4 separate regions of the Homo sapiens genome follow, and all the other regions are linked to region 1. A link is a loop called in an ENCODE intact Hi-C map of the cell type or tissue named here. Cell type or tissue: endothelial cell of umbilical vein. All regions are shown on one strand. Each heading gives the region's core, and the rest is flanking DNA. Links, peaks and the distances in the headings are about the cores only.

Evidence for each region. A loop is a pair of places that touch in the nucleus more often than their neighbours do. Peaks named below come from ENCODE experiments on the same cell type or tissue, not always from the same donor. Only the 100,000 strongest peaks of a DNase experiment are listed, where the experiment ranks them.
Region 2: it touches region 1 in a loop (6-fold over the local background); 1 of 110 quality-filtered maps calls a loop at or near these places.
Region 3: it touches region 1 in a loop (2.3-fold over the local background); 1 of 110 quality-filtered maps calls a loop at or near these places.
Region 4: it touches region 1 in a loop (2.5-fold over the local background); 1 of 110 quality-filtered maps calls a loop at or near these places.

The regions. Positions count from the first base shown.
Region 1 is chr22:27,235,137-27,241,254 of GRCh38, reverse strand. No RefSeq gene overlaps it. Among named protein-coding and RNA genes, the nearest start is that of LINC01638, 14 kb to the right of the region's middle. In endothelial cell of umbilical vein, for the core only: no CTCF peak of the experiment used is centred there; DNase peaks (open chromatin) are centred at 644, 1,994 and 3,744; H3K27ac peaks cover 2,702 bases.
Region 2 is chr22:27,149,326-27,155,443 of GRCh38, reverse strand. No RefSeq gene overlaps it. Among named protein-coding and RNA genes, the nearest start is that of LINC01638, 72 kb to the left of the region's middle. In endothelial cell of umbilical vein, for the core only: no CTCF peak of the experiment used is centred there; a DNase peak (open chromatin) is centred at 3,283; H3K27ac peaks cover 2,633 bases.
Region 3 is chr22:26,832,892-26,839,009 of GRCh38, reverse strand. No RefSeq gene overlaps it. Among named protein-coding and RNA genes, the nearest start is that of LINC01422, 67 kb to the left of the region's middle. RefSeq lists enhancers at 2,449-3,036, 2,770-3,064. In endothelial cell of umbilical vein, for the core only: a CTCF peak has its summit at 2,908 (motif pointing left); no DNase peak of the experiment used is centred there.
Region 4 is chr22:27,130,301-27,136,418 of GRCh38, reverse strand. No RefSeq gene overlaps it. Among named protein-coding and RNA genes, the nearest start is that of LINC01638, 91 kb to the left of the region's middle. RefSeq lists enhancers at 1,718-2,012, 1,139-2,338, 1,358-2,423. In endothelial cell of umbilical vein, for the core only: no CTCF peak of the experiment used is centred there; a DNase peak (open chromatin) is centred at 1,888; H3K27ac peaks cover 1,726 bases.

The sequences.
Region 1 (6,118 bases), core at 1-5,000:
GAGGTGACTAGGCCATGAGGACTCAATCCTCATGAACGAATTAATGTTGTTATCACATCACAGGAGTGATGGGAATTATCATGGGTGTGGGCACTTGATTTAAAAAGTATGAGTTCAACCCTTTTTCTGTCTCACCTTTTCTTACCCGTCCACCTTCTGCCGTGGGATGATGCAGCATGAAGGCCCTCACCAGATACTGGCACCTTGCTACTGGACTTCCCAGACTCCAGAAGTGTGAGAAATATATTTCTTTTCTTAATAAATTACCCAGTCTTGGGTATTTCATTGTAGCAGCACAAAACGGATAAAGATAGCCAGTTGGTGGCAAAGCTGGAGTTTGAACCAGAGTCCAACCTTTTACCTGTTATCCATGCGGCTTTCCCACTGAGGATGGAGTCAAGCTTCCTCCAGTGTGCCCAGGCCATAAGCTAAGCACTCACAGGGCAGGTAGACCCTGGGGGATCTCACAGCCTGGGGCAGTGGCTGGTGATCAGTAATCACACTCCAGCCTAATGTTCTGGCAGCCACCCAAGCTGGGCACAGAGTTAGATTCCCTGCCTGCTTCCTGATACTTAGCTTGTTCATTGCAGTCTAGCCTCAGTGTCATGTTTTTTCATTACCAAGAGCTTGTCCCAGCTCCTTGGTCTTGTTGTGAGTGGTGATAGCAGGGGCTCTGGAATCTGCCTGCCTGTATCTGCATTTTGACAGCTGTGTGACCTTAGACAAGTCGCTTAACCTCTCTGGGCTTTACTTTCCTCATCTGTAAACTGGGACTAATAATAGTACTTGCCTCATAGGGTGGAAATGAAAGTAGTGACTATTTAAAGTGCTTAGAAAAATGCCAGCACACCCCAGAGCTCACTATAAGTGATGATTACTATGGCTACTGCTGCTTCTATCGCTGGGGCAGGGGTGCGCTACAAACTGGAGTTGTCACCACAGATGAGGTCTGTGCTACCCATTGCCAACCACAGGGTATTTATTGGACACCCGCTGTGTGCCAGGCCCTATGCTAGGCACTGAGGGTGAAATAGTGAAGAAGCAGGCAGGCACCATCGCTGTCCCATGCCCCTCCCCCCAGCCTAGTGGGGAGATGGATGAGGAAACTGACAGTTCGACGCAGAGTGATCAGGGCTGCTGAGGGAAGCCCCCAGGAGGCCCCAGAGCCAGCAGAGGGTGGGATGTGGGCCTCGTAGACTTCTCGGAGGATAGGTGGGACTTAATCAGAAGAAGGTGAGAGGAAACAGGATTGGAGGTGGTAGGATCAGCACATGCAAAAGACTAGTGGTGGACAGACCACAGGAGTGTTGGAGGACCAGAATGAGGTTTTATAGTACTGAAGATCATGGGGGAGGGGGTCCTGAAAGGAGTGGGGGTTGGAAGGTCATAGAGGAAGGAGGCATGGAGGTCAACAGGGGCCAGATCTTCCAGCCAAAAGGAGAAAAGGGTTTGGACTTAACTTGAGGGCAGCAGGGAGCCGTGGAAGGCTGTAGGCACAGAAGGGATATAGTCAGATAAGGGTTTGAGAAAGACTTTGTGCAGCGTAGAGAGCAGCATAAAGTTGGGAGTGGCCCTGTCTTTCATGAAATAAGCAGAACATGGCTAGGAAATGTCTCCTGCAGGGGTGCGGAGATGTTGTTCCATATTCCGGCAGGAGGCCACATCCCCAAGCTCAGGTTGTCTCTGATGAGCAGCTCCCCCACCCCCAAGCCCATCCTCTGGGTCCTTAGCCTTTGTAGCCTGGGTGGCGTGAGGTCAGAGCTCTCTGGAGCAAAGGGTCACTGCTGATTCCTGGGGTCCTTGGGAGGCCACAGACAGCAAGGAGGGCTGTGGGGAGAGGAAAACCTACTGAGGCATTCCACGCAGCCGCCTACCCTGAAGCATCACTGGCCAGGAATGCAGGGGCACCCAGGGGCCATGCTTATCACCCTCCCCAAGCGTCTGGAGCAGCCCGGTTCCTGTCGGCTGTCCATCCAGATGGGCCCTAAATCAGTGGGCCCTTCCTCCTCCAGCTGCAGCTGACACAGAGCCTGGACCCCAGCCAACGCCCAAGCCCAGGAGCCCAGACTATAACATGTCAGCCTCCCACACACACAGACCCTGCCAGCTCCCAACACAGCCACTGGGTCTGGCGTGTGTCAGCTGAGAGATGTTGCAACAGGGAAATGGCATGGAGTCAGACAGGTATGGGTTTGAATTCAGACTGCTGGGCTTAGTGACTTGCCTCAGTTTTCTCCTCTCTAAAATGGGAATATTAACAGGACCCACTTCCTCGAGTAGCCGTGAGGATTAAGTAAGACAGTGGATGTGACTGCACCTAATAGGTCTGGCTAGCACATTCTGTGTCTCGTTAAATATATACTCCAGAGCTCTAGAGCTCCTTTTGTAAGATCAATGCAATTACCCGTATACAGCTCTGGACAGAATCTACTTCTGAGTTAATGTCTCCAGATTATTCCCCAAATGGCTCCCGGCACATTCTCTTAATGCACTCAAATTGGTTTCCCAGTTTTACAGGAACTTGTTTGAGACCCGCTTCTGGGGAAGTACACGGGTTAAGAGGAGGAACCTCCAGTTGTAGAGGTTCAGTACTTGGTCTTCCCTTCCCTCCAGCCTGATTTCATGGCCCCATGGAATGCAAAAGTTATAAATAACAAGCTATATGACATGTTGGAAGGTGATAGTTCTATGGGAAAGAAACCAGTAGAGGAGGATAAAGGAGATTGAGTGTCCCAGGGGTGGGAGGTGGTGTTAGAATTTTAATAGAACTTGGCCGGGAGCAGTGGCTCACACCTGTAATCCCAACACTTTAGGAGGCCAAGGCGTGCAGATCATCTGAGGTCAGGAGTTCGAGACCAGCCTGCCCAACATGGTGAAACCCCGTCTCTACTAAAAATACAAAAATTAGCCGGGCGTGGTGGCAGGTGCCTGTAGTCCCAGCTACTCGGGAGGCTGAGGCAGGAGAATTGCTTGAACCCAGGAGGCGGAGGTTGCAATGAGCTGAGATCCCACCATTGCACTCCAGCCTGGGCAACAAGAGTAAAACTTCATCTCAGAAAAAAAATATTAATAGAACTTCTGGATATAGTTAACTTTTCCTTTAAAAATTTCATCTTTGTGTCTGTTTTATATGGTACTTAATCTATGAATACAGTAGTGCATGGTCACAATTTATAAGCATGTGTATTTGTTTATATATGTATGTTTGTATGTATCTGTGCATATGTTTGTATTTTTTACGGTGTGAGTTCAAGTAGTTTGGACACCCCTGAGTTATACAGACACAAGCAGCAGGATTCTAGTGGATGGAAGATTACAGGCTTCCACTCTTAGGTATTATTTGCTCCCCAAGGTGGTCTTAGAAATCAGCCCTCTCCCCTCAAATTCTACATCCTTGCTGAGTGCAGTTTGAAGACACTCATCCTCAACCTCTTCATTCACAGATGAGGAAGCTGAGGCTCAGAGCAGAGCTGTGGCCCATGCAAAGGCACAGAACTAGTAAGCAGCTCAGTGGGGAACTAATCCAGGTCTTGGAATTGCCCGGGGTCTTTCTGCTGAGCCCAAACCTCGAGATACTCCTTAGAAGTGCTGGAGCCAGAGTGAGGCAGTGGAAATGCAAGAAGACAGGGACCAGGGCCTGAGATTTTTCTTCTCGTCCCCCCCACCGCCCGAGAGGCCACTTAAGCGGCGCTTAACCGTCCTGTGATGTATTGAACCCTCTCTCTGCGCATAAATGCGGCCGGTCAACCGCTAGGCAGAAATGCCACATATATTTCCTCCCATTAGATGAAATATGCCCCTAATTTGGCTGGGGTTTTGTTTTATTAGACCTACGGCAGCGAGGGGGCCCTGCTGCAGAGTAACCTTTTCCTGATCACTTAGTTCTCTCCGGAGAACACTGAGGGCCTCGATAAAGGGGGGAAAGAAACGCCCTGTTCTATTATTTTTCAGCACACATTCCCAGAACAAAGATCTTCCCGAGCCAAGGAGACACTGCGTGAGGCATTTCAGAGACACCTCCCGCTCTAAGAATGTTCCTGGGGCTGGGAGCCTGGAGACCCACGTTCCAGCCCTGAGGTGTCGTTTACAAAAGGAAGAATTGGGCACATTGCCTCCCTTCTCTGGGCCTCAGTTTATTCATCTGTAAAACATGGCTAATAACGGAACCCCCATCATAGAGTTGCTTCAAGGATTAAATAAGATCAAGAATGACAGAGGGCATTTAGTATACCTTCTCTGTTAATGTCATTGTTTCCAAAGAGAAGTGAGTTTCTTGATCCCTATAGGAGAGCGTGTTGGTGAATTCTGCTGGGCTAAAACTAAAACAGTGATTTTTTTTTCCCTACGATCCTTTAGGGGTACCCTTATGCTAATTAACCCTACCCCACACAAGACTGGCTTGTGTGCCTTGGGGCCACTTCATCAGGGGAGGGAGATGTTATGGGGCCTGACTCAGGACTGGTGCATCCTTTCCCCACCTCCATGACACCAGCCACCATCAGAGGGCTGACTGTGAACGCTCAATGGTACCCATGCAGAAAGGTCCTGAGCTCAGTGGTCTCCCCATCATGCTGGGGTTTGGGACCCTAGTTATGTTTCCTCTCTTTAGCCCAGTGGAGCTCATCTTTTGCTTCATATTACTATCACCCGAGGACCTGTAAAAAATATTTACTCCAGACCAGACCAATTAAGTCAAACTCTCTGGTTGTGGGAAAGGAGGGGACCCTAGTTTTTAAAGCTCCCTAGGTGATTCTAATGAGTGGCAAAGCTGAGAATAACAGTTTAGCCCTTTTCATGTGATCGAGACCAGACCCTATATCTGTGTCTTCCTCCTGCAAAAGGGTAAGTGGAAAAGCCAGACTCGAACTGGGTGCAAATCTTGCCTTTGTGTGGCTTCCTGCCTCCATCCCTATTCACCTCACTGCACCTCTGCTTCCACATCCCTAAGGGGGAGTAATAATAGTGCCTGCTTCTTGGGACTGCTGGGAGAGCATCTAACAGGCTCTGCACTGTGCCCGGCACCCAGTAAGCCCTCGATAGGTAGTGGGATCATTACCATTATTACTCTAGACCAGGTATCCAGAAAACCATCTGTAAATTAGGGTCAGTTCATAAATATTTTCAGCTTTTCAGGCCAGAGGGTCTTGGTCAAAGCTACTTAACTCTAGTGCTGTAGCCTGAAAGCCACGGACAACATGCAAATGAATGGGAGTGGCTGTGTTCCAATAAAAACTTACAAAAACGTGCAGCAGGCTGGATTTGGTTGTTAATTTGCTGACACCTAATCTGGAAGATATTTTGAGTTTGAACAACTGGGTATATGCTGGGTTTTACCTGTTATGTTTTTGGTTTATAGTCCTAGACAGGACCTGGAAATCTTTGTCTCATTCTCTCCTTTACACACACTCATCTTATAGGATATTTATATGAGAAACTTATGCCATCTTTTTTTTTGTTTTGTTTTTGTTTTTAAATTATACTTTAAGTTCTGGGATACATGTGTCGAACGCGCAGGTTTATTACCTAGGTATACACGTGCCATGGTGGTTTGCTGCACCCATCAACTCATCATCTACATTAAATATTTCTCCTAATGCTATCCCTCCCCTAGCCCCTCACCCCCTGACAGGCCCTGGTGTGTGATGTTCCCATCCCTGTGTCCATGTATTCTTATTGTTCAACTCCCACTTATGAGTGAGAACATGCGGTGTTTGGTTTTCTGTTCCTGTGTTAGTTTGCTGAGAATGGTGGTTTCCAGATTCATCCATGTCCCTACAAAGGACATGAACTCATCCCTTTTTATGGTTGTGTAGTATTCCATGGTGTATATGTGCCACATTTTCTTTATCCAGTCTATCATTGATGGGCATTAGATGGTTCCAAGTCTTTGCTATTGTGAACAGTGCTGCAGTAAACATACGTGTGCATGTGTCTTTATAGTAGAATGATTTATAATCCTTTGGGTATATACCCAGTAATGGGATTGCTGGGTCAAGTGGTATTTCTGGTTCTAGATTCTTGAGGAATCGCCACACTGTCTTCCACAATGGTTGAACTGATTTATACTCCCACCGATGGTGTAAAAGTGTTCCTATTTCTCCACATCCCCTCCAGTATC
Region 2 (6,118 bases), core at 575-5,574, 86 kb after region 1:
CCTTGGCGGTGCACATCTATAGTCCCAGCTATTCCAGAGGTTGAGGCAGGAGGATTGCTTGAGCACAGGAGTTCAAGGCTGCAGTAAGGTATGATTGTGCCATGCACTCCAGCTTGGGAGACAGAATGAGACCCCATGTCAAAAAAATAAAATAAAATAAAAATTCGGATCATCAGAACACTGGAGCTCCTGGGAAGACTATACCAATCTCACATTTGCCGAGATTTGGAGTCTACGCTGCTGGGACTGAGTGGACCCTGGGATGTTCTTATTTCCCCTAGAGGCTGCCCTCTCCCCTCAATGAACAGCTTAAACTTTCTTACAAATGCCTCCTGGCTAAGGGCCTTCTGGGGACACTCTCAGAGGGTGTCTCTCCTGGGTTGGGGATCCTCTAATCAAGAAAAAGTGGTGGAGGAGGAAGTTGTGAGGAGAAGCAATAATCAACTCCGGGTCAGCAAGGCGGCTGACCAGGGGCCTAGCAGGAGGAAACCTCTCTGGAAAGGGCTCCCACCCAGCCGGCTCTCCCACAATGCACCAGGTGCCTTCTGCTGATAAGAACGGGCCGCGCAACCTTGAGGCGTGCGACAGGAATAGACGAGAAACGTGTCTATTCTTGAGGTCTGTAAAAGGAAACTCCTGTTTGCTGAAGAGCAGGCCGATAGGAGAGGAAAAGGGTCAAGGCCTTGGGTGTTATTTCCCCTCCGATTTTTTTGTTTTGTTTTGTTTTGTTTTGTTTTCCACTTTTTTTTTTTTTTTTAACTAAAGGGAAAAGGGAATGTTGCATTTACCTGGGAGGGTGGATGGCAAGATGTGGAGATTTAAAGGAGTTGGAATGAGCTCTGAGATTTCAACCCTGAAACTGTGATTTTGTCCTGAGTGTGAAGTTGTGGAAGACTTTTATTTCTTCTTTATCCTTTGCTAAATTTTGCCAGATATTCTTATTGTGAGTAAGCACTGTGCTTCTAATGAGGAAAAAATTAAATAAAAGTTGGCTTTGGATGCAAGTTTTGAATTTCATGTCTGTCTTTCATTTTTATTTTTAGAAATAGGGTCTCGCTTGTTGCCCAGGCTGGAGTACAGTGATGCAATCATAGCTCCCTGCAGCCTTCAACTCCTGGGCTCAAGTGATCCTCCTTCCTCAGCCTCCCAAGTAGCTAGGACGACAGTATACTCCACAATGCCCCATTAATTGTTATTTTTTATTTTTTTGTAGAAACGGGGTCTCCCTATGTTGCCCAGGCTGGTTTCAAACTTCTAGCCTAAAGTGATCCTCCCTCCTTGGCCTCCCAATGTGCTGGCATTACAGACATGAGCCACCGTGCTTGTCTGGATTTCATTTCCTGTTTGCTCTGAGTACAGTTACTAAAGCAGAAGAGTATGTTTTCTGTGATCCAGGGACAATCTCCAAGTGCGGTACTGCTCATCTAGAGAAGATGGACAAGACGGTTACATGCCCCACACTCCATTGCTGGGGAAATGTTCTGGAAAACAGCTGGGCAGTTTCTTATGAAGTTAAACATACACTTATCATATGACCCAGCATTCTCACTCCTGGATATTTACTGTAGAGAAACAAAAATTTATCTTCACACAAAAATCTATACATGAAAGTTTGTAGCAGGTTTATTCATGATAGCCCCAAACAGGAAATAACCCAGATGTCCTTCAATAGTTGAGTGTTTAAACAAACTGTGATACATTCATGTGATGAAATACTACTCAGCAATGAAAAGGGAAAGATCATTAATACATGCAACACCCTGGATGGATCTCAAAGGCATTATGGCAAATGAAAGAAAGCCAGTCTCAGAAGGCGATGGGCTGGGTGATTCATTTCCATAACATTCTCGAAGTGACATCATTACGATGGTGGAGAACCCATCAGTGGTTACCAAGAGTGGTTGGGGTGGGGTGTGGCTATCAGGGGTAGCCTGAGTTTTTTTGTGATGATCAACAGTTGTGTATCTTGGTCATGGTAATCGTTACTCAAATTTATATATGATAGGATTTCATGGAATTTTATACACACACACACACACACACACACACACACACACACACATGCAAAGTTCACATAAAAGTATAGAAATCCAGGGCTGGGCATGGTGGCTCATCCCTGTAATCCCAGCACTTGATTGAGTCCTGCTTGAGTCCAGGAGTTCCAGACCAGCCTGGGTGACATGGTGAAAACCTGTCTCTACAAAAAAAAAAAAAAAAAAAAAAAAAATACAAAAATACAAAAAAAAACAACAACAAATCTCCAGTGAAATCCAAATTAGGTTATTTTCGAATTAATAGTATTATACTAATGTCAATTTACAGGTTTTGATAACTTTACTATGGTCATGTAAGATATTATCATTAGGGGAGGCTGGGTGAAGGGTACATAGGAACTCTCGTGACAATTTTTGCAACTTCTTGGGAATCATAAACTATTTACAAATAAAATCATATTAAAAATATGAAAAGAAAAAATATTTTTAAAAAATCTACCTCCAGCTGGCCCTTAGGGTTAGTGGTTGAGGATAGAAAGGCAAATGAGGGCTATTTGAAAGAAACTCAAGACATGGTTCAGCATGCCCCTGAATGTCAATGTGGCCACAATTAGCAAACATCACCTCCAGAACCAGTGAGGCCTGGAAGAATCATAAAGTACAAAAGTCATGGCAGCAACAGTAGCTAATTATTCTCTTCCAACTGACTTATTGCTATTACCATCCTAAATTTTCAACAACAATGACAGCAATGAAAAACAGTCTCTAATGTCAGTAGCAGAACTACCCAGTGGTTGGGATTATGGATTCAGGATTCAGGAAAATTTGGTTGATGATGGCTTCTCTATCAAATAGCTGTGTGGTTCCAGGCAAGTATATTTTCCTAGCTTCTCTGAGTGATATATTGTCCATATAAAAATTGGATGCATCAGGATCCTTTCAGATTTGAGTAACAGAAACCCAATTCAACTTGCGTGAGAGACGAGGAATGTATTAGTTCGCAGAACTGTAAAATCAAAAGCTCTACTAGCTTCAGATATGGTTGGATCTAGGTGCTCACAGAGTGTTCTCAGAACTGTATCTCATCTCCACTCTGCTTTCTTTGTGCTGGTTTCATTCTTAGGCAGGACCTTCCCTCATGATGACAAAGGGGATGCCAATAACTCTAAGCCTACATCCTGTTATTGTTCAGCCCTTGTCATTGAAAAAACAGCCCTTTCCTGATAGTCACAGCTAAAGTCCTGCAATCAAGTCTCATTTCTGGAATTTATCACATGCCCATCTCTCTGACCATCACTAATACCAGAGGAATGGAACGCACTTATTAATCAGGGCTAAACCATGGCTGGACTCCTGCTCTCCCATAGCAGTCAGAGAACAACCCTATTAGAAGCACATGAGAATGTTTTTCGGGAAGAAAATCAACATATCTTTAGCATAAAGAAGGAAGATTGGAAATTGGGCTGGCAGAATCAACAGATGTCAGGAAAAGAGGAAAATAGCATCATTATAAGGACAGAATATTACATGAGACGGTTAAAGCACCCATTAGGAGGTTAACAAAGAGCTTTTCTCAACGAAGCACAGTGGCTCATGCCTGTAATCCCAGCACTTTGGGAGGCCGAGGCAGGTGGATCACTTGAGCTCAGGAGTTCGAGATCAGCCTAGGCAACATGGTGAAACTCCATCTCTACAAAAAATTTTTAAAAAATAGCCAGTGATGGTGGCAGGTGCCTGTAGTCCCAGCTACTAAGCAGCCTGAGGGGGGAGAATCACTTGAGCCAGGGAGGCAGAGGTTGCAGTGAGCTGCGATCACAACACTGCCCTCTAGCCTGGGTGACACAATCAGACCCTGTCTTAAAAAAAAAAAAAAAAAACAAAAAAAACAAACTTTTCTCTTTTCTCCACTTTCACTGGTCAATACTGTTATGAAATGAATCTGGTGCTTTGAAGAATTCAGCCTGCCATTTGCACCCACTCAGCTGTCTCAGGCAAGTCCCTCAGCAGCACCTGGCTCCCTTTCTTACAGAGCCTTCCCCAATCCTGAGCTATTTTCCATTAGTCCCCATTTGAGATTTTGCCTTCCTTACCAAACTGCTTGCCTTTGAAGAGTCTCATTTCTTCTTTCCTTTGAAAATTAGGGCCAGCCAGCATGAATGGCTGTGTGCCAGGCACAGTGCTAGACACTCTTCATTGTAAATTGTCACCCTAAGGGCAGATGGCATAGCTCCATTTTGCAGATGAACAAACTGAGTTTCAGAGGGGGACCAGCACATAGTTTGAAAATGGCAGAGCCTGATCTCAAACCCAGAGGCTTCAAATGCCATTGGCTTCAGAAGAAACCCCCTCAGTATCCCACAAGATTTCACCAGCGAAATTCAACCGGCAAAGCAGACCCAAGCATGGAACCTCCCCCACCTGCTCCAGTTTCTCCTGTTCCCATTCTAATGGGCTGCTATTTCTCTCTCTCTCTTTATGAAGCTGATCTACTGGAGACCAGGGCATTAATATCACTGTAAACCAAGCCCGAGATGGAGCAATTAGCGGCACAATTACTTCCTCTGCTCCACTTTCACCAGAGCCCAGAAATAGCATTCCATCCAGCATGCTATGCTAGGCTGGGGCACTGTTTTAATGGGGCTGAGGAACCCTTGTTCTTGCCCAATACATTATTAAAATGAAATGTGTGCTTATTATGATCAACCAACTTGTGCAACGCAAATCAGAAAGCACCTTTTTGGTGGCTGGATTATGGGCTGGTGTCAAGGAAGTCCCCTCGTCTTCTAAGCAAACCACACTTGTTCCCTCTTCACTCAATTGCTGTCCTTTCAACACACACGCACATGCACACACACGTACATGCGCACACACGCATGCATGCCTGATGGGCTTTTTTCTTCCTCTTAAAGTGATACAAAAGAAGCTCCTTTTCTTTATGTTTATCTTTTCCATTTCCTGCCCCTCCTAACCCAGGAAGTCTGGTTGCCGTTGTCTTATTCTGTGTGAGCCAATGTGTGCATGCATGCGTGTGTGTGCATGTGTGTGTGTGTGCTTGTGTGTGTGTGTGTTTCCTGGTCATTATTTTTCCTAACTGCATCCCCTTGAGTCGAAACTCAACCACGTTTGGAAAATAAATAGTGCTAGTGCTACATTTGTTAAAGCTGGAGCCCGTTGTCATGAGCAGCCTGGTTGTTGGGTACTCTGTGCGTGTGTCCAGAGAAATGGAATCATTCACCGGGCCAGGCTCTCTGGCTAAGCTAGGAGCAGTATTCTGTGACTCCCTTCAATGCCTGGTTTTCTGGGTTTCTTTGTTTGTTGGTTTGGTTAGATTGGGACACCCAGAAGGGCTGACATGTTTAGCCAAAGCCAGCATGCTTAGTGACGTTCGAGCATTTTAAGAAAATTACAAAAGCTCGCGTTTCCTGAGAACCTACTCTGAGCCAAGCACTATGCGACAGCTGCATCTACAGTGTCTGGATTGGATTTAGTTTTCTAGGTGTGATTCACCCAGCATGCCAGAGCCCTTGGATGTAGAATCTGGCATACAATAGGCAATTAGTATTAATAATAACAATAACTAGAACTCATTTGCATACTGTGTCCTGGGCAGTATGTAAATCTTACATGGTATTAATATTTTGTAGATTAATATTATATATTTAGTAATAATGTATCTGATTTAATGAAAAGTGTTTCCAACATACAGATAAAGATAGAGATAATATCATAAACACCAGCTTTTAAAAATCTTAACCTTATGGTCTCTTTGCTGCAGATTTTTTTCTTCTTGAACAAGACACTGCAGATAGAATCACCCTCTGTGTGCCAACCCTAATCTCAGTTTTCCCTCCTATCCTCCTACCACCAGCCTAAATTTGGAGTTTATTATGCCAATAGATGTTTTTAAATGTTTATTACACGATTATGTATCCATAAACATTATGTCGTGTTGCTCATGCAGGTTTTTAAACTTTATATAAATGGTATCTAGCCCTACATATCATTCTGCATCTAGCTTTTTTCTTCATACTTTACATAGATAATCACATTTAATCCTCGTAACAGCCTTAGGTGTCAGGCACCATTTTACGGATGAGGAAGGCGAGGTGCGGAAAGGTTAAAGC
Region 3 (6,118 bases), core at 380-5,379, 400 kb after region 1:
ACGTTTGTCATTTGAGTGCAAGACCCAACAGGGCCTGACTGATCCAGCGCCAAGCCCAGAACCGGGTATTCTGTAGGAACTCAATAACGGTCTGTAGACCGACCCCATAAGCCTTCAATTCTTCACTTACACCAGAAAAGAAAACAATGGATTTGAGAAGAACCATGTATAGCAGTCCCATGTGTTGGTCTTAGACAGGACGGCAGGCTTACGCATTTGTAGCATGGTAATAAAGTTGGGGCTGTTACCATTATTTTAATTCTCATTATCTCTGTTTAACACAGGAGGCAGCCAAGGTGGGCACAGGAAAAAGGACTCACCCAAGGTCACGCATCAGGAAGCAGCTGAGCCATCGTAAGAGCCTGGGACTGACTGACTTCACGACTCCCCTGACACTGCATGGGCATGGAAGGAACTCCTCAGGGTTCCCCTGATATTGCAGGGGTGTGGAAGGAACTCCTTAGGGCAGCTGCTTCTCAACTCAGGTGGTGCTGCCACCCCCAGGGCCCCTTAGCTATTCCTCTTACTTCCTGCTTGAATCTGCAATTGCGTCTCTGAACAGAATGGTGTTTATTAACTTCCCACTGAGCTTATTACTGAGCAGACACCTTATCACCTGCCACCTGTATGCTGAGCTGAGACTAGCAATTCCCAGGCCATAAATAGCCCTAATCTCTATCCCATGGAGCCAGGGGCCACCAGCTTTGCCCAGAAGTTGAAATCAAAGGCCAGGAGCTGGCTCTTTTTCTGTCCCCACCCCTGGCCACCACTCTAGGGCCATAATTCAGGCATGAGGTCATCGAGTCAGCCAGATCTCTCTGGTCTCCCTGCTTCAATTCAGCGTTTCTTTTGGTGGCATGACAAAGTCACTGCCATGTAGCATTCATTCTCAGCATGGCTGAAGAGTACCCTGGTTGGAACTTTCTGTGATAATGTGGCAAAGTGTCAGACAGACACAAGCTGTGCCTCAGACTCACTCTGATCTCTTGGGTAAGCTGGCCAACCTCTCTGAACCTCAGTTTTCCCATCTCTGTAATGGGCATAATCATTCCTCTATGACTGTTTGCTGTGGTTTAAATGAAACAATGGATGCTTTGAGCGCAGGACAGGACTGAGAGCTCAATCAATCAAGGCCAACTTCTCCATTTGGCACAGTAGGCAGAGTATCTAGGGACCACAATACACCTAGGGGCCCACAAAAATGCTTTCGTTTCTTTTAATTATTATTATTTTTGTTTTATTTTATTTTTGTAAAGAGGAGGTCTCACTCATCTTGCCCAGGCTGGTCTCAAACTGCTGGCCTCAAGCAATCTTCTCGCCTTGGCCTCCCAAAGTACTGAATTATAGGCATGAGTCACTCACTGCCAGTGAGCCGTGTGGACTTGGTAAAGTCACCAACTTCTCCGATTCTCCTTATCTTGAAAACAGGGGTGATAATCCTCCTCCCTACCCCACAGATGCTGCGACGTTCCAAGCAGATCTCTAAGAGTAAAAACAGATATTTTCCACCATAGTGTGCTATTTTTCTGTCCCTAATGTTATAGTCAATTTTTGCTTTTAATTTTAAAAGAAGTGAGGCAGCCGGACGTGGTGGCTCAAGCCTGTAATCTCAGAACTTTGGGAGGCCGAGGCGGGTGGATCATGAGGTCAGGAGATCGAGACCATCCTGGTTAACACGGTGAAACCCCGTCTCTACTAAAAATACAAAAAATTAGCCGGGCGAGGTGGCGGGCGCCTGTAGTCCCAGCTATTCGGGAGGCTGAGGCAGGAGAATCGCTTGAACCTGGAAGGCGGAGGTTGCAGTGAGCCGAGATTGCACCACTGCACTCCAGCCTGGGTGACAGAGCAAGACTCTGTCTCAAAAAAAAAAAAAAAAAGAGAGAGAGTGAGGCTGGGCGCAGTGGCTCATGCCATTACTTTTAATGGCAAAAACTGCAATTACTTCTGCACCGACCTAATACAACCTGCAGCGTATTCCTCTTTATACCAGCACAGTTCTAAAATGTATTTTTAATTTGTTTTTAATGGTGAGAAGGGCCCATGAATGCAAAAGTACACAAGGAAGACGAAAGTCCTAATTTGGCCCAGCAAATGATGCATGCTCCCTTCTGTTTGAAAGCTAGAGGCAAGACCTGCCTGCAGCCTGGGAGCCAGAAGGATCACTTACGCAGCTTACTTCGTAGCGCTGATGCTCGATGCACTGCGAGGCTTGACAGTCAGCCAATCAGTCCACAATCAGGCCTTTTTCCAACAAAACCCAACCCTTCATTCTTGCAACAAATATTTATTGAGTTTCTACTCTGAGCCAGGCATGGTCTGGGTTCAAATATCAGTGTGAGCACTTGCCGACTGTGTGAACTTGGGAAAGATGCTTGCTGTCGCTCTATGTGCCATCTGTAAAATGGGAATGATAGGATTGTCATCAGAGATAGGAGAATTCATCCAGGTAAAGTATGTAGAAGGGTCCCCCTTGTATGACAAGCACTGCATACAGTTAGCCCCAATTATCAACAGGGATGTGAACTCTGCCCCACTGGAGCCTGCGACAGATCATTAACAAGTCCTTGAATAGACACATTTGCCTTTGTTATGATGAGTGCAATGATGGGATGAACAGAGAACTGAGGTGAATGATAACCAAGAGGGTTGTCTTAAATGGTGTAGCCAGGGAAAGCTCTCTAAGGCAGTGCCATCTAAACAGAGACCTGAAGGAACAAGGAAGCAGCCCTGGGAGGGGAGGAGGGAGCAGCTCATTCAAAGGACTAGAGAAGGAACACCAGGGTGGCCATTGTGATGGAGCCCACAATAGCCCAGGAACTGCCCCTAGAGTGCACAGAGGCAAAGCCTTGTCCAGGTGCCTGTTGCATTTAAAATTCACAGCACCCCCTGGAGGCAGGTGTGGGAATTATCCCCATTTTACAGACGAGGCAACCCTGACCCAGAATCCCTTGGAACCAGACACAGTAGAAAGCATGATGTAATTATCCAGGGGACCCAGATCCTCACCCCAATAGTGACAGTGAGTCGTGTGGACCTGGTAAAATCACCAACTTCTCTGATTCTCCTTATCTTGAAAACAGGGATGATAATGCTCCCCCCTACCCCACAGATGCTGTGACGTTCCAAGCAGACATCTAAGAGTAAAAACAGATATTTTCCACCATAGTGTGCTATTTTTGCTGTCCCTAAAAGCAGCCCACATCCCCATCTGAGTGCTAGGAATTTCCCTTAGGACCTGCTGGCAATCTGTCAACCAGGAATTTCTCTGCATCTTCTTACATTTAGAAATATATTTTTTCCTAGGGCATCTCTAATAGCCCAAGTTTCCTAGATACTACATACTGGTTGGGAAAACAGGACTGTTTGGGATTTCATCCTAAAACAATTTCCCTTGATTCCGTGGGAGGGGCTGGAAACAAGCTGGACATGCGTCTTCTTCCCTCTCCCATATCTGCAACTTACTGCCCACTCTCCAGCCTTCCATCTCTCTATCTGTCCCATCCAAGCCACTCTTGAATGGCCGTTGTCTCTAAACTGAGATCTATACTTTCTCTTCCCCAGTCCCTTTTCCAACCAGGAGGGATCTTGTCAAAACCAAACCCGATTGTGTCACTCCCTGCTTAAGACTCTTTAATGTTTTATTCCCAGAATCCAAAGCAATTCTTGATCGTGGCCTCAAAGGCGTGCATGGTCTGGGATCTGCCAGCCTCCCTTTCTGTCTACCTTCCTCTCCTACCACTGTGCACTCTTCCCAGGTCTTACACTCCCCGTGACCCTGCTGCCACAGGGCCTTTGCACTGGTTTCTTCTGCCTGGAATATTCTGGCCACATGCTTCATTACCCACTCACTTGTCCCTGATGAAGCCTTACCTCCTCCGAAACGTCTTGCCTAATCTTCTGGCTACAGAGAATGCCTGTCCCTTTCTAGCTGACTCCTTACTTGGTTTTTCTTCATAACCTGTATGAAACCCATACAAAAGAGTATGGTCTCCCTGTGTAACATCTGTCCCTCAACAGAATGCTGTCTCCATCTCTCCTAGAAGTCCCAGGGTGGGGCATGACCCCTTTCTGTCGTGAAAGCTGCTGAGGAACCCAGCTTGGGAACTGACTGGATGAGCCCCAGAGACTCAAGAGGAGACAGACCCTCTGTCCTTGACTAGGAAGCACAGCTGGCTCCAACAGGTGGAGGTAGGGGGCATTCAGGGCTGGAAAACGCTTGCTGGAAGCATCTGTGGATGCATAATCCCTACATCTGCAGACCAAGGGAAACAAGCTGTGGGGACCAAACACTTCTGTGCAAGCGAAGGAAGACAGGGCAGAGAGCAAAAGATCTGACTGGACATGTGCGGTTGAGTTTAAATCACAGCAAGGAGACGGCTGAACCTGGAGCAGAGTGAGTGAAGAGGAGATGGCAGGTGGAGTGTGCAGAACCTTGTAGTGTAGTCCTGGTAAAAACAATCAGACTTCATGCTGAGTAAGATGGAAAGCCACTGAACACACAAGTGGCCTGGTCTGATTTGCTTTGTGAAACATCACTTAGGCCAGGCACGGCAGCTCATGCCTGTAATCCCAGCACTTTGGGAGGCCGAGGCAGGCGGATCACGAGGTCAGGAGTTCGAGACCAGCCTGGCCAACATGGTGAAACCCTGTCTCTACTAAAAATACAAAAATTAGCCAGGCATGGTGGTGTGCACCTGTAATCCCAGCTACTCGAGAGGCTGAGGCAGGAGAATAGCTTGAACCCAGGAGGCGGAGGTTGCAGTGAGCTGAGATCGCACCATTGCACTCCGGCCTGGGACAGAGCGAGACTCTGTCTCACAAAAACAAACAAACAACAACAACAAACAAAAACATCACTTTGGCTGCTGGGTTTTTCCTTCTACCATTATGAGCTGTTGACACCTGCATTGTTCTACCTAGATCCGTGTGTCTCTCTGGACAGCCCCCATGGGATGATCTCCAGCTCCTTGACTTCAGCGTGCTTTATAAACTCAGTATCTTCCTTTTACCCAGAACTGCTTCTCTTCACAGGCCCCAGCTCAGCAGATGGTGCCAAACTCCACCCAGCCCCCTGAGGCCAGAAAGCATCCTTGTCATCTCCTTCTTCCAGCTCCATACCTGGTCCATCACCATGTCTTGTTAGGGAGACCTCCCAGCATCACTTACACCTTCCCACCTCTTGCCACCCTGGCTGGGCCCACTCTAGGGCCAGGCACCTTATCTTTTGCCTGAACAACCTCGGCAGCCTCCTCCATGGTCTTCCTGCCTCCATTTTTGCCCCCTTAGAATAAACTTTCCGCCAGCACCCAGAGGACTCATTCTAAAATGTAAGTTTCTGGCAGGTGCTCTGGTGGCTTGCACCTGTAATCCCAGCACTTTGGGAGGTCGAGGTAGGAGGGTTACTTGAGGATAAGAGTTTGCGAGCAGCCTGGGCAACATAGTGAGACCCTGTCTCTACAAGAAATTTAAAAATTAGCCAAGCATGGTGATGCAGGCCTGTAGTCCCAGCAATTTAGGAGACCGAGGCAGGAGGATACTTTGAGCCTGCCCTGGAGTTAGAGACTGCAGTGAGCTATGATCACACCACTACCCTCCAGCCTGGGTAACAGAGCAAACCCTGGCCCCATGGCCAACAGAAAGAAACAAAACAAAACAAAAAAAACTTGCTCTGGTGGTCCCCCAGTCCCTAACACAACAGACACATCTCTTTCTTCCCAAGCCAGAGGTGTGGCTTGAGGTGTGGATAGGTGGGTTTTATCTTTTCCTACCCAAATATGTGGTTGTGAATACTGACCCCTTGAGAACATATATACTCATTGAAACCTTCTTGAACAATTGAGCTCAGATTCAGAGCATATGCAGGACAAGTCACTCATTTGATAGATGAGAATTCTGCAGCATGGAGAGGCTTAGTGACTTGCACAAGGTCACTCAGGAAATCTGGAACCAGAACCGGGGCATGCCCTCATGCCCATATATGCTAATTCCCATGCCTCAGTGAGAGTGCAGATATACTTGTGATATTGTCCTGGCTTGATTTCTGAATCCAAACTTCCCCGGCTGTAGTAGGTTCAATAAAGGCCCCCAATACATCCACATCCAAATCTCCAAAACCTGT
Region 4 (6,118 bases), core at 1-5,000, 100 kb after region 1:
GGAAACAGAGATCACACCCACAACTGGTAAGAGATGGAGGTGGGTTTTGAACCTGAAAGTGACTGGGACCACCTTTCCAACTCTGGAGCTGACCACCCTACCCCCTGCTGTGGGAAAATTGCTGGAAGAGCAGGACAGTGGGTCCGGGTTTCTGTTTGTTATTCTAGAACAACAGAAAAGTCAAGAATCTTCCAACAAGGGTGCTGGAAAACCCTTTGGGAAGGAATGCCAGTGATTCCTTTGTAAAGTGCTTTCCCACCCATTGTGTCTTGGAGAAGTATCCTTGTTCCGAGGTTGCAGGTGGGAAAACTGAGGATAGGGTTGAAGCAGTGGAAGGGGATGGCATTTTTCTTCTTTTGAGTACCTGCCATATGTCAAAACTGAGATTGACATCCCCAGGATCTCCCAGTTCTAAGTACACCTTCTGCCCCCAACCTACCCAGGCTCCCTCCTGATGCCTAGTTCATATCTATGTTCCCCTACAGGCGTGTCTATCTAGGACTTATGTGCTCAGTAGAACAGCCCCACAGATTAACCTTGACCCTGGACCCATGACTCAAGGCATACCTTAAATTCCTCCAGACATTCCCAGAAATAAATCCAGTTATTTGACTGTGTGTGTGTGTGTCACAGGGGACCTCTCCCAATGTCTAAGATGGGCTTAAGCCAGGATTCTATTTATTCTATTTGAGCATCTGCTGAGACGATTTTGTTAGATGCCTACATGACTGAGGACTTAAAAACCGAGAAGAGAGGCTGGGTACAGAGGGTGAGGGAGGATTTTCCCATTGGAGGTCCCTTCACTATCTCTTTTGAGAAGTCTTAATCCCTTAATCACTTTTATTAATCTCATAACAATCTTTCCAACATCAGTTACATCCTTCTTATCTTGGTTAAGCATTTTGGTGAACTCAGAGCTTCTTGTCACTTAGGGACTTTTTCCTTCTGCTTAAGGCATCTGCTCTTACACAGTGTCTCTCCCTCCCTCCCCCTTCCCTTCTCTTTCTCCCTCTCCCCCTTCTTCTCACTCTCTTTTCTATCTCATTCTCTTTCTTCTCTCTCTTTCCCTCTCTTTTCTCTCTTCCTCTCTTCTTTCTCTCCCCTCTCTTCTCTCTCTCTCTCTTTTTCTCCCTCCTTTCCTTTTTCCAACTATACTGTTACAATCCAACAACTCTTGAATTTCAGAGCCAGCAGTAACTTTCTAGACCAGCCAGCATACATTTCTCATTTTACAGCTGGAAAAGCCAGGACTCCCTGAATTTAATTAACTCATTCAAGGCCTCACTGCAGCTACAAGCGAGTCCATGAACGCCCGCTGGAAACAATGAAGCCCCTTGTAAGTGCGAGCACTTAACCCTAACCCACACCATCTCTGTTGACCCTCACAAATGCCTCAGAGGTGGATTCTACCATTGGACTCATTTTAGAGCAGAGGAAACTGAGGCAGAGCAGGGGAAGTCACTCACCCCCACACAGCTCAGCACAGGCACAGCCCAGAGATTGGAGCCCGGGCATTCTGACTTTGGGGCCCAAGCTCCCAATAGCAAGTCCTCTCCACAATGCCTAGGTATCTTTCCCCGCAGAGGCAGTGAGCTGATGCACAAATGGCGGTGAAACAGGCCCCATTACCAAATGAACTGAAGGTGTTGAGGGCTCATGATGGGGTCATTGCCCCACTCTCTGGTTGGAAACTCCAAAACCCCTGCATGGGGTTCCCCCAGCCCAGTTCAGGGTCTTTCTATCTACCAGACCCTGTGACTGTGACTTCTTTTACCTACCCAAAGCTCAGCCCTTCCACAGGGTGCAATGGGACAAGTCAGACATCAGAAAGCTGGGTGGGTCCCAGGCCTGACCACACCTCTTACTCACTGTAGCTGACTCATTCCTCTCCGGGTGTTACTTCCCTTATTTCTCAACTGAAAACATGTATCTTCAAATATCCATCAGCTGCAGCGGCCTTTTGGAAATAAAATACCATGTGGAAAGCCAATAGGAAAAGCCCATTAAAGAAAGCTGGGCTGGAAGTGGGCATTCTATGGGGAGGTGCGGGGAATGCCCACATTCCCATCTTCCCATCCCCTTCCAGGGACCCAGGACACAGTCGGAGCCTGGAGACACAGGTTTGAAGCTATAGACAAGATATATCTGTGTGTTCCATGGCTGATATTTTGTGAGCTTATAGACACCCCCGATCCTCCTCCAAACCTAGGGTGGGAAGAAGGCTGTTCCCGAGGGCGTTGCTCTCCAAACGATTCCAGAATCAGCAGACTCACAGACATGAACCCCTGAGGCATGCTCTTGCCCCATCCCCTCTGCCCTCCCTGGTGACTGCATACCTCCCCCTTCACCTCTGTTCTCTCCTGCTCGCCTCTTTTCCTCTTTGTCTGCCTGACAAGAAGCTGGTGAGGGCGAAGATGGAAAACCAACTGCCGAACTTAGAAAATAAAAACACCCCAGCCGGCTTTATTAATCTCCTGAAATATGCTCTCCAATTGCTGCCAAGCCGAAAGGGCTTGTGTTTTCCCCTAGAACATCGTAAAAAAGTAGAAATGTTTACAAGGATGACTGGAAAATAGTGCAGTAGATCTTTCTGGTAATGTACAAGGTGATGCAGTAATTGCTATGGAAACTAGTCATTATAATTCAATAAAAAGGGAGAAAAAAGTTAAGTTCATTGGGTTACCTATGACTCTATCGTCACATTCTTTACATATATTAGCATAAAATCAGTCCCACTTTTATTCGCAGGGTTTTCACTGGCTCTGCCTTCACAAAAATGTTTGTACGGTTCGGCACAGATGAAGCCCTAAAGGAGACAAGAAAGCTCACTTTGCAAGAAATCTCTCTATATTTATTTTTCCTGGGCGAACTATTTGATGTTTCGGCACAAATGTGCATGCAGGGTCCAAAAGAGAACGTAGCTTGTGCGTGAGGATTGCTGCCCCGTGCATTAGAGGAAGAGCTTTACTGCTCTTAGGGCCCCTGGGATGTGACAGGAAGGGAAGTCTTCTTGCAGGAGAGATGCAACTTGCTGAAACAAAAAGAAAGATGCAAAGTCACTTGACTTATTGCACGTCTGAGGGCTGAGCAGCTTGGGGACACCATCAGAGGGACTAGCCCCCGCGATGCCTTGGGTTGCCACCCTCACGAACACCCCCACCCGCCTGCCAGGTTGTGCAGCCGCACCCAGGCATTTCATACTAAGTACATCATACACAACTTGGGAAGTAGATCTGGACCCAAGGCGATTGTGATACCAGAAGTGGAAATAACCCCGTGGGTGAGGCAGGAAACAATGATTGCTCGAATACCTATTTCTGGCAAAGGGAGATAAAGGAGTGATTCTAAGTGGCTGGTGCACGTGCATGTGTGCTGGGGGATGAAGAGGATTAAGATGAAAAACATCATCCCTGTCCACCAGAAAGCTTGCAAATCTCGATGTAATTAAGAGCCCAGAGCCAGCAGACCAGGGTGAGAAGGCAGGTGGGTGTTCGTCTGGCTCTAGACATGTCACTTGGATGAGGTGAGCTGGTTCACCTCTCCAAGCCTCCCTAATTGTGCAGGTCATTACACTATTGTCTCCTAGTTCCAAACTCACCCTTTTATACTCTGCCTTCCGGTACCCGGGCTAGGATTCTGTGCCCTGTATTGCCGCTGGGCCTGCTGGGCCTCTGTAAGCCTCTGCCCATAGCAGGTGCTAGAGGTAACCCTGAGGCAGATGTCAGGAAAAGGGACATGCTTGTCCCTCTTTGCTTGCAGTTTCTTTTTTTCTTTCCTTCCTTCCTTCCTTCCTTCCTTCCTTCCCTCCCTCCCTCCTTCTCTTCTTCCCTCCTTCCCTCCTTCCTTCCTTCCTTCCCTTCTTTCTTTCTTTTTTTCTTTCTTTCTTTCTCTCTCTCTCTTTCTCTTTCTTTCATTTTTCTGTTTTCTTTGTTGTTGTTTTTAGAGACAAGGTCTCACTCTTTTGCCCAGACTGGAGTGCAGTGGTGCTGTTATAGCTCACTGCAGCCTCGAACTCTGGAGCTTAAGCCATTCTCCTGCTTCCATCTGCTGAGCAGCTGGGACCACAGGTGCATGCCACCACGCCTGGTGTTTTTATTTTCTTAGAGATGGGTCTCACTATGTTGCTCAGGCTGGTCTCAAACACCTGGTCTCAAGCAATTTTTCCTCCTTGGCTTCCCGAAGTGCAGGATTGCACACCTCAGCCATCACACCTGGCCTGCCTGCAGGTTCTGTCAGCATGACGGAAGCAGTGGCTCATCATCCCAGCCATGACAGTCGGTTCCTGGGCAGTTTTTTTTTCACTATGACAAGTGGCCTTGCATATCAACTCTTCAGAAGTCAGTGCCCAAGCTCTGCATGGCCCCTCATCTGGGCTCTTGAGTGCCAGCGGAGTTCTGGTTCTTCCTTCAGGCTTTTTTCCCCCAACTTCTCCCTTTGCTCTTTCATCCCAAGAAAGGCAGCTGCTCCCCACAGTTACTGTCTCTGCTTCCCCCTCATCTCTTCTTTGTGCTTTTCCAGTTTGTCAACACCAGGTCCCTATATTAAACTCACCCTATTAGAATACCTGGCATGGTTTCTGTTTTGTAATTGTGGTCTTTGCCATTGAAAGTAAGGGCAAAGACCACGATTACTTGTGCACCAACCTAATTCTTTGGGTCTCACCTCTTCTAATCCAGCCTCCATCTAGTGTCTGGAACAATCTTTCTGATTACAGTTTGATCAGATCACTGCCTGGAAGGGGTAAATTCCTAGGCTCTTGGCTGTCAGAGCCTCTCTCCCACCCACAGCAGACATCCTCTGTCCATCATATTTATCTTGAGCATGGACACACCCTCAGCATCCTTCTTAACACAATGCCTCAGGACAGAACTATTCGTGCTCCGAGTTGACAGGTGATATGAAGCCTATTGTCCAACCTTTCCCCGGAGGGTAAGTCCTATCTCTGAGCTATGACCCATGAGAACTATTTGGTTATTTATCTCATGTTTATTTAGTGTTTATTATATATCAGGCATTCTACTGCCTTGCCATGTAGAATCTTCCGAGAGAAACCCATCTAGTTAATGCAGTCTCCCACATGGGTAGCTTTATATTTGTTTTTGTCCAAAAGAGCCCACCTTGCATACTTGGATCCACGGTAATACCTAGAGGAATTCTTCAACGGAAACTTAATGAAGTCAACACGAAAGAATTCTTTGAGAATGACTGAATCCCCTCTCTGGAAGAACTCTACTGATAATTTCAGCATAATTATACATAACAGACTCCAAGTGGCACACGGTAGACCTCTAATATGATTGCTAATTATGTCCACATTAAGTCATTGATAGAAATCCTTATCTGCATGTGGCTGTGAGTCACAGGCTCTATTCTGTGACAAATTGAAGTCTTTTCTCCACATTCTGCTGTTCTTTTTTGATGTCTTCCACAGTGGTCTTGAGTTTGTCCTCTGCCAGCACCCCTCCAAGGGACACACTGCAGGATGTAAGTGAGGGCAATGAGTAGATACAGTAAAATAACAGGAAATAGGGCCGGGCGCGGTGGCTCACGCCTGCAATCCCAGCAGTTTGGGAGGCCAAAGTGGGAGGATTGCCTGAGCTCAGGAGTTCACAACCAGCCTGGGCAACATGATGAAACCCTGTCTCTACTAAAATACAAAAAATTAGCTGGGTGTGGGGGCATGTGCCTATAATCCCAGCTACTCGGGAGGCTGAGGCAGGAGAATTGTTTGAACCCAGGAGGCAGAGGTTGCAATAAGTCGAGATCGTGCCACTGCACTCCAGCCTGGGAGACAGAGTGAGACTAAGTCTCAATAAATAAATAAATGAATAAATAAATAAATAATAGAAAATAGATTCTGGGCCTTAGAGCCAAAGAGACAGTAGGGAGTGGTGGTGACTGAGGCAAATGGAGGAGGCTTGACTCCAGCTTATCTTTGCCATGTGGGTACAGGAGCCTATCATTACCAGAGCATCTAAGAGATACTGGAGGTGGGCGGATCACCTGAGGTCAGGAGTTCATGACCAGCCTGGCTAACATGGTGAAACCCTGTCTCTACTAAAAATACAAAAATTAGCCAGGCATGGTATCAGGTACTTGTAATCCCAGCTACTCCAGA